Linked DNA regions of Homo sapiens: region 2 is linked to region 1. A link is a contact called in ENCODE Hi-C or POLR2A ChIA-PET data. All regions are on one chromosome and are shown on one strand. Each heading gives the region's core, a stretch centred on a gene start or an enhancer-like site at or near the end of the contact. The rest is flanking DNA. Distances are from core to core; before and after follow the strand shown.

Region 1 (4,691 bases), core at 1,327-3,826:
TTGATGTAGAGAGTAGAATAGTGATTACCAGAGGTTGGGGAGGGTGGTAGGAAGAGGGGTATGGGGAGGGGTTATTCAGTGAGTACATAGTTACAGTTAGACAGGAGGAATAACTTCTGGTGTTCTCCTGCACAGTAGGGTGACTGTAGTTAACAATGATGTACACTTCAAAATAGCTAAAAGAGAGGATTTTGAATGTTCTCACCACAAAGATATGACAAATGTTTGAGGAGATGAATACGCTAATTACACTGATTTGATCATTACACAATGTGTCCATGTATGAAAACATTACACTAGACCCCATAACTAAGTACAATTACTACATGTCAATTAAAAACAAATAAAACTGGCCAGGCGCATGGCTCATGCCTGTAATCCCAGCACTTTAGCAGCCCGATCACTTGAGGCCAGGAGTTTGAGACCAGCCTGGCCAACATGGTGAAACCCTGACTCTACTAAAAATATAACAATTAGCCCAGAGTGGTGGCACACACCTGTAATCCCAGCTACTCGGGGAGCTGAGGTAGGAGGATCGCTTGAACCTGGGAGGCAGAGGTTGCAGTGAGCCAAGATCGCACTGCTGCACTGCAGCCTGGGAGACTGAGCAAGACTGTCTCAGAAAAATAAAATAAAATAAAATTGTTTATAAAAATATATATAACATGAGGATGCAAAGACATAAGGATAATACAATGGACTTTGGGGACTCGGGAAAGGGTGGGAGAGGAGTGAGGAATAAAAGAATATACATTGTGTACAGTGTACCCTGCTTGGGTGACAGGTGTACCAAAATCTCAGAAATCATCACTAAAGAACTTATTCATGTAACCAAGCACCACCTGTGCCCCAAAAACATATTGAAATTAAAAAATAAAAATTAAAATGAATAAATAAAACATTCTTCAATCTGACTTTTCTAAGAGTCTGTCTATTTTTCTGACATTTCAGTTAATCTTCTAAACACCAAAGTACCCAATACAATATTTCATACCAAAAAAATAAATAAGTGGTTTCTCTACTGGATGAGATAAAATGCTTTATCTGGAACAAAGCAAACTTTACAGTTGATTGTAGCTTAATAATATACTTTTAAAAATTTCTGTCAAACAATTTGGTAATAGATTTCATTTTTTTATTTTATTTTTTCTAAATTTGGTGATAGATTTCAAAAGCCATAAAATGTCTATATCTCATTTCAATGACTTTCATATTACATACACAAAAAGCTAGGTATGTTGTAGAAAAATGCTTATAATATTTACGGAAAAAATCATGTTATACATTCCACGTTACTGTATATGCAATTATATTAAAATGTCTATTCACATGCAAAAGGCCTAGAAAGAATTAGATAAAAATGATAGCAGGAGTTCTTTAAAGATATCAGAATTCTTGGTAATTTTTCAAAGCTTTCAAGAAAGTCCTTCCCACCTTTTTCACACGGAGAAGAAAAAAAAAATCAGTAAAAATATAACAAACCTCTCGTACATCATTGGTCATAAGCCAGAAGCGATTCTTTAAATTGGATTCAGCCAATGCTGAGTTTATAATCCTAGAAAATGTTTGACTCTCTTTCTCCATCCAACAGATATGATTTAAAATAACAGTTTCAGCAACTCTTCTCATCACGCCTCTTAAGACAAATTCTCCCAAACTTGATCCAGGGAGACCTCCTCTGGAGATGAGAGAGAAGTTCAGTTTGGAGTTCAAACCTTAAGCAGTGTCTGAACGACTCCAATAAAGAAAAACTGTCTTTTAAAATACCTTAGTTAGCGTCTCTCTTTGCATCTAGCTTACGCCAGCCAAGCTAGAGGCAACATAATCAGCTACACTTTATGAAATAATGAGAAAGAAATTCTCAACAGAATCATCAAAAAATGGAGAGCTAACTACTTGGGTCAAATTCACTTGGCCCAATATATCTTGCTTGAAAATAAAGACTGTTTGGGAAAAGACATGTTGCAAAATGAATTTCCACTTCAGTAAAGTCTTAATGAAAATAACGATCATTAACAATCCTTGGAAAACCAAGCTCATGTATTTATAAATATAAGATATTACCATATTTCCCAATTTAACAATGTATCCTAGCAGTTTGTTTTTTTTTTTTAAATGGAGTCTCGCACTGTCACCCGGGCTGGAGTGCAATGGTGTGATCTAGGCTCACTGCAACCTCCACCTCCCGAGTTCGAGCAATTTTCCTCCTAGCAGTCCTTTATTGCTGATATTGACTCTGTAATACCAGCACTTTGGGCGGCTGACGTGGAAGGATTGCTGTAGGTCAGGAGTTTGAGACCAGCCTGGGCAACATAGCAAGATGCCATCTCTTTAAAAAAATTTTTTTAATTAACTGGGCATGCTGGCATGCACCTGTCGTCCCAGCTATTCAAGAGGCTGAGGTGGGAGAGTTGCTTGAGCTCAGGGGGTTGAGGCTGCAGTGAGCTATGATTGCATCACTGCACTCCAGCCTGGGTGACAGGGCAAGACTTTGTCTCAAAAAAAAAAAAAAAAAAAAGGAAGAAAGGGGCCTGTTAGGCCAAGAGCTTGGTGTGAACAGGGGCTCAGTGACTGGAGGACCCACCTCCTGCCCCGGGAGAAGTGAGGAGGCCAATGTAGCTGAAGTTGAGGGATGAGATTGGAAGTTCTACAGAGGTTCCAAGGCATCCCCAGGGAGGTCTTGAAATCTATGCCAAGAACTGGCTGTCATTTTCTAGCAACAAGAAACCCTAGGCAGGGAAACTAGTTACAATATTGCATCAACCAAGATCTCAAGTAATAAGTCCCAAGCCCAAATGGTAGAAGTGAGAATGAAGAAAAAGGAACTTGAGACTTTACGAAAAAGAAAATATATATATAATGAAAGAATTTGGCCTTGGCCCTACATCTAGCCAATTATTTAGGGAGACACTTCAAGTACTTTGGGGAAGGAAACAAGATGAGTTCTGCAGAAACACACACAGGCATATAAGTAATTAAGGAGGGGGTCCGGCCCACTTGTATGTGGTCTGGAAGGTTGTATAAAATACCTCCACTAGCCTGCTAGCCATGTTACTTCTAGAAGTTGACTTTTCCTTTTTTTATTTTTTATTTTTATTTTTTTGAGACAGTCTCACTCCGTCACCCAGGCTGGAATGCAGTGGCGTGATCTTGGCTCACTGCAACCTCCGCCTACTGGGTTCAAGCAATTCTCATGACTCAGCCTCTTGAGTAGCTGCGATTACAGGCACGTGCTATCTACCACACCCGACTAATTTTTTTGTATTTTTAGTAGAGACAGGGCTTTGCCATGTTGGCCAGGCTAGTCTCAAACTCCTGACCTCAGGTGATCCGCCTGCCTTTCCTCCCAAAGTGCTGGGATTACAGGTGTGAGCCTCTGCGCCTGGCCCCTTTTTTCATTTTAATATTGTTGTAGTGGTACCCAGAGTTATCATTGCTTTCAATGTAAACAGTAAGGATATGTTTCAAACATTAGATAGGAGTCACTCTCATGTCATTATCCTACCATATCATTTTTTTTTTTTTTTTGAGACAGAGTTTTGCTCTTGTTGCCCAGGCTGGAGTGCAATGGCACGATCTCAGCTCCCTGTAACCTTCACCTCCTGGGTTCAAGCGATTCTCCTGCCTCAGCCTCCCGAGTAGCTGGGATTACATGCGCCCACCACTACACCAGGCTAATTTTTGTATTTTTTAGTAGAGACAGGGTTTTGCCATGTTGGCCAGGCTGGTCTCGAACTCCTGACCTCAGGTGATCTGCCTGCCTCGGCCTCCCAAAGTGCTGAAATTACAGGTGTGAGACACTGCGTCTGGCCCCTACCATATTTTTTTTAATGCAACATAAAAAAAACTTACAGAACATGTAATTTAGGGGATGAGTATTGCATTTCCAAAAAAAAAAAAGCTACACATAAATTTAATTTAAATAACAAAGTCCTCCAGTACCTTCAGTCTGAAGAGTTTATAAATAGAGACATAATTACTGAGGATTTTTCTATCATACCACCACACTTCACACACACACACCAGAAGATACATTTACAGGCTATTCGTCATATAGATCTTCTTTGACTTCAATATGGATCACATGATTAATAATCCTCAATTCCTTCATGAAATTTTTTGTAGGACTCCAACTGTGTGTAATCATGCAATCTGAGTATTCCAAGCAACTTTATCAAAACTCTTAGAACAAAAAGAAAATAGTCAGACATGGAAGAGAAAATTTGTATTTGTGACCTCCTAATAAACATCTTTTAATCCCCTGTAGCCAAAAGTCTAGATACAATTTTATGTTTGAAGCATGGCAAACCAAGCAAGGAAGGAAGGGTTTGTAAGGTACTAACTGAGGTTTTGCAGAAGTCTGGCCCCAAAACCCATACTGTCCACCATCATGCTATACTGTCCGACCACCATTCTGGGAGTCTCAAAAAAATTGTAAGGATTTCACAAACTTCTCAACACAAAATATATTTCATTCGCTTTTTGTAAAAATTAAATTTTGTGTGTGTGTGTATTTTTATTATACCACCACACTTCACATACACACACCAGAAGATACATTTATTCACAGGCTATTGATTATATAAATCTTCCTTTGACTTCAATACTGGTCACATTATTAATAATCTTTAATTCCTTTATGAAATTTCATATCTATATTAATGAAAATAATAATCATTAATAACCCTTGG
Region 2 (4,691 bases), core at 1,582-4,081, 96 kb before region 1:
CCTCTCAATCCAAAAAGCTGTTTGCTATGGGCAGAAGTAACTAAAATGAAGAAAATAAAATACAGTATGGTTTCCATTTAGTTAATGCTATTTTGCCAAAATAACAAAAACATAAATCCTAAAGAAGATGACACTCAAACATTCAATATCATTTATGTTAGTACCTACATAGAGTTGTCTCAGTTACTAACTGAACATTTCTGAATCACTGCTTAACCTAATCCTGGTTTTTCCCCTGGTTCAAGTCAATCTAATTCATGCTGAATCTCGTAATTTGAAGATTGAGCTTCTCAAAGCTTATCTGGCTTCTCACCATCTTTGTATCCAAAGACCCTGCAAGCACTTTTATCCCACCTTTGATTTCCTTAAAAAGTGTGATTGATAGCTACTCCCTATAATTTGTGATGGAAAATACTCCTTCCAAGTTTTTTTTTTCTCTCTCTCTCTCCCTCCTTCTCTACCTCCTTCCCTCCCTCCCTCTCTCTCTCCTTCCCTCCTCCTTCATTTCTGGACCCAGTAAAAAAAAGTGTTAATCACACCATTGTTGTTGACTCAAGTGAAACATGATTTTTCTCTAATTTATGACCTTTCTAACAGTTTTCATCTAAGTCTTAATCAGTATTTTCTATTTGAAAAATTCTACAGTTTCCTCTACCTAATTTCTGGTATCTTAAATATAGTTTTTAGAGAACGTTATTTAACATGGATTTCTGTCTGTCGTCAAGACTGTGTTAACTGAAAATTCAGCCTATAATAGATGCTAATTCCTTAAAACATACTTATCCAGCACATATTAAAAACCTTCAAGCAATGATATGAGTTGTCTTCTCCATAACTGTAATATTAAATTATAATATAGGATACCTTTTAAAATCATTTACAACATTGTTGTAGAAATCCAGCAGTTTAAAAAAATCAATTCTTGTGAATCCCTCATGGAGCTAAGAGTGGACGATTCCTCATAAACTGTGTCAGGTGCTACGCCTCCACTTTGGCTATTAAGTTGCCAGATTAATATTTAGGCAATAATAATAATAATAATAGCTAACACCTGAAACTGTATTCTGTGTAAGTACCATTCTGTTTATATCTATTAACATTTAATCAAAATAATTCAATGAGATGTTTCCTGTTATAATCCCCATGTTACTGGTTAAGAAACTGAGATGCAATAACTTGCCAGAAGTCTCACAGTTAGTTAGGCGTAGAACCAGGATCCAAACCAAGACCACCTCACTCCAGCTTCCTTAACCTTTGAGCAACACTGCCTCAAGGCATTGTCTTCATTCATTCACTCACTCAGTTAACAAATATTTATTGAGTACGTACCTCATCAGGCCAGGGCCCTGCCCTAATGTGGCAGTCAAATAATTTGAAAAGAGTATGGTATCATGATAGGCATAGAAAATAGGAGTAATAAAACAGCACAAAATCAGTCTAGGGACATTAGAGAAGGCTTCCAGAAAGAAGTCATGCTTAAGTTGGGTCTTGCTATGGTTGGAATATTTACCCCCTCCAAAACTCATGTTGAAATGTAATTGCCATTTTAGCAGTATTAAGAGGGGGACCATTAAAAGGTGATTAGGCATGAGAGCTCTACCCTAATGAATGGATTAATGAGTGTCATATTGCTGGAGTGTGATCATTATAGAATGGTGAGTTCAGGTCTCTCTCTCTCTCTCTCTCTCTCCCTGGGCCTCACTATTGTGAAGACACAGCAAGAAGACCTTCAATCAGATGCAAGCACTTGATCTTGGACTTCCCAGCCTCCAGATATGTAAGAAATAAATTTCTGTTCATTTAAACATTATCCCATCTATGGTATTCTGTTAGAGCAGCACAAAACAAAGGTCCTAAACAATGAGTGGGAATTAAACAGGCCAAAAGTAGCTACAGGGTGAAGATGAGCTTCCCAAGGCAGAGAGAGTAACAAGTGCAGAGGGTAGGAGGGGAGAAAGAGGAAAACATTCTTCAGGTAACTCTTAAGTCAGCATTATGGCCAGGCATAGAATGGGGTGGGAGCTCATGAGATGGGCTGGAGAGACAGGTAGGGGCCAGATCATGCTTCCCTGAGTCTGATGACCCTATTGAAAGATACTAAGCAGATATGATCAGGTTTTCTCTTCAGAAGACGACTTGTCTGCCTTCAGTGTGTGGAAGATGGGAAGGTGAGCAAATCCAGGACCAGGAAGACTAGACAGGAGGCTGATCTGGTAACTGGAGCAAGAGATTACACTGATCTGGACTGAGCTGACCATCCCCTGAGCAGTGAAGCTAGCCAGATGATGCAGATTATTATCTTAAATATATAAGATATAAAGCTGTGATGCACAAAAATAATGATGCACAAATACTATATGTCTGATGAAATATATATTATATGTAAATAATATATATATTTGTATATACAAAAGATATATATGGAAGATATCTTCTTAAATACTTTGGAGAGGTTTTGGAAAAAAGATATACAAGCTGCCGGTAGGTATTTTTCAAAATATATACAAAACACTCAAGAGAGAAGCAGCCAAAAACAAAAGGCATTTAAGAATGAAAAATAAAAAAGAGGATACATCAAGAAGAAATCCTCAAGAATTCACTAAATTGTAGTTTACTGTAAATAATCATGTCCCAGAGGAAATTTCAAGGGATAATATTTTCCTGCTAGAGATAAAGGGAAGGAAATCCTAACAAAAACAAACCAGAAAGGATTGCACAATTTTCTATAATAAAACAAAGAGAGCTGACTGATGCGAGGTATGCAACAGGCAAAAGGCACGTAGGCACAGCCTCCAGAAATTGGAAGAACAGGATGAGCACGTGCCAGGAGGCTGCACCCAAATTCCAATCTCCTGTTCCATGAATTTTCTTCCCCTTCCCTTGGCTCATTCCAACAGAAAGAAATCACAATTCCTGCAATCGATAACAAGTCCTAGGTTTCTCCCATTCTCTATCATCTATGTATCTTCTTGCCCCTTCTCTCCTAAACTTTTGGAATTGTATTTTAAATATTCACTAAACATATTGATTTGGGGTGTCCCATGTTTGTGAGTACCATTGCACAGCATCACTTTATGTATAACTGATCAAATTACCTCAAAACAGGACTAGCTCTTAGCATTTTTCCTGTGTGATTCATACTCAGCCTCACTTGAATGTCTCAGGGTTAGTAAAATAATTGTGGCTGCAATAGGCAAAGAAGGACTAACATTTAATGGATTTCTCTTGTGAACTAGGCTCCAAGACAGACGCTTATCATGTTTGATCATATTGTATTAAGTCTCATATCCTATAAAGGAGGTGGTATTATTTTCATTTTACAGGTAAAGGCACTATTTTGTTGGCGGGGGGAGGTGGAGTCTCACTCTGTTGCCCAGGCTGGAGTGCAATGGCACACTCTCAGCTCACTGCAACCTTCGCCCCCGAGTTCAAGAGAATCTCCTGCCTCAGCCTCCCAGGTAACTGGGACTACAGGCGCATGCCACCATGCCCGGCCAATTTTTGTATTTTTAGTAGAGAAGGGGTTTCACCATGTTGGCCAGGCTGATCTTGAACTCCTGACCTCAAGTGATCTGCCTGCCTTGGCCTCCCAAAGTGTTGGGATTACAGGCGTAAGACACCGCACCTGGCCAAAGAGCACTATTTAGAAAGTTTCCTGAAAGTACTTAGATTTTTAGCATCTGTCAGGATTAGAGCTTCTGTCTGACTCCAAAGTCTATACTTTTTCTACTATGCCACATTCTAAAGTTCTTTAGTCTAATGTCCTTGGAAAAAAGAATGATATTTTCCTCCTTCATACTTCATAAGGACGTTGTGAGGATTAAAGAGGAGTTTAAAATAAATTTACCCCAAGAAAAGTGGCAAAATAGGAAACATGAAGGTCACTTCCTTGGAAAATTCCAGCAACTCTGACTTTTGTCCACTTTACAATTTAAGTAACAAGGTATTTTTAAAAACTTGATTTGAGAATTACATGTTAACATTCTTGAACAAAGAGGCAGGTGGTATAGAGAAATGACAATGGGTTCCGAGGTCAGACAGAAATCCTGCAGTCCTGACTTCACCACTCAGGCAAGTTACGCAACCTCCCAGACTATCAGTGTCCTGCTCTGAAAGAGACAGGTAATAGAAGTTGCTTTATATAAATGTTATGAAGATTAAATAATAAAGGTAAAAGGCCTACCATAGCACCCAGGACATTATAGGTATTCATTAATTATGCACATAAGTTAAATCACTGGGTTTTTAAAAACCACAGATGATTTTCGTGGTAGCTGTATTAGTCAGGGTTCTCTAGAGGGACAGAACTAATAGGAGATATATATATATATGTATATATATATATGGAAGTTTATATATATATTATATAATATATAACAAATGTCACCAAGTATATTGTGATCTAACCTTAGAAGTCACACAGTATCACTTCTGTGGTTCTCTGATGATTAAAGCAGCCCCAAATTCACCCAGACTCAAGGAGAGAAAACCTAAACTACCTATCAATGGTAAAAGAGTCTCAGATAATTTGCAAGTACCTAAGTAGGTCCAAGCTAATACCTAGAGCGAAAAGTTAGAAAATCTGACCAAGATGTTGGTAAGAGTGAATATACCCAGCAAGAAAGGAGATGGTAATTATAGTGCAGTTGGGGAGAAAGAAGTCATTGAAACAGAAGTTTTCTGTTTATGCC

What was found. A loop is a pair of places that touch in the nucleus more often than their neighbours do. ChIA-PET counts read pairs that join two places held with the same protein, here RNA polymerase II (POLR2A).
Region 2: a loop to region 1 is called in a map of PC-3, with 5 times the contacts of the local background. The contact joins two enhancer-like sites. A Hi-C loop is called at or near these places in 1 of 168 maps with a recorded cell type or tissue (PC-3). POLR2A ChIA-PET finds 5 or more read pairs at or near these places in 4 of 52 experiments (Caco-2, HEK293, MCF 10A and 1 more).

Annotation. Positions count from the first base shown.
Region 1 is chr21:29,161,521-29,166,211 of GRCh38, reverse strand. The region is part of intron 4 of MAP3K7CL (MAP3K7 C-terminal like); the gene reads right to left. Among named protein-coding and RNA genes, the nearest start is that of LINC00189, 30 kb to the left of the region's middle. RefSeq lists a silencer at 1,550-1,844. Within about 2 kb of position 2,576, at least 11 of the 41 ENCODE cell types and tissues checked have a DNase peak (open chromatin) inside an H3K27ac peak, as active enhancers do.
Region 2 is chr21:29,257,276-29,261,966 of GRCh38, reverse strand. The region is part of intron 1 of LINC00189 (long intergenic non-protein coding RNA 189); the gene reads right to left. Among named protein-coding and RNA genes, the nearest start is that of BACH1, 39 kb to the left of the region's middle. Within about 2 kb of position 2,831, at least 4 of the 41 ENCODE cell types and tissues checked have a DNase peak (open chromatin) inside an H3K27ac peak, as active enhancers do.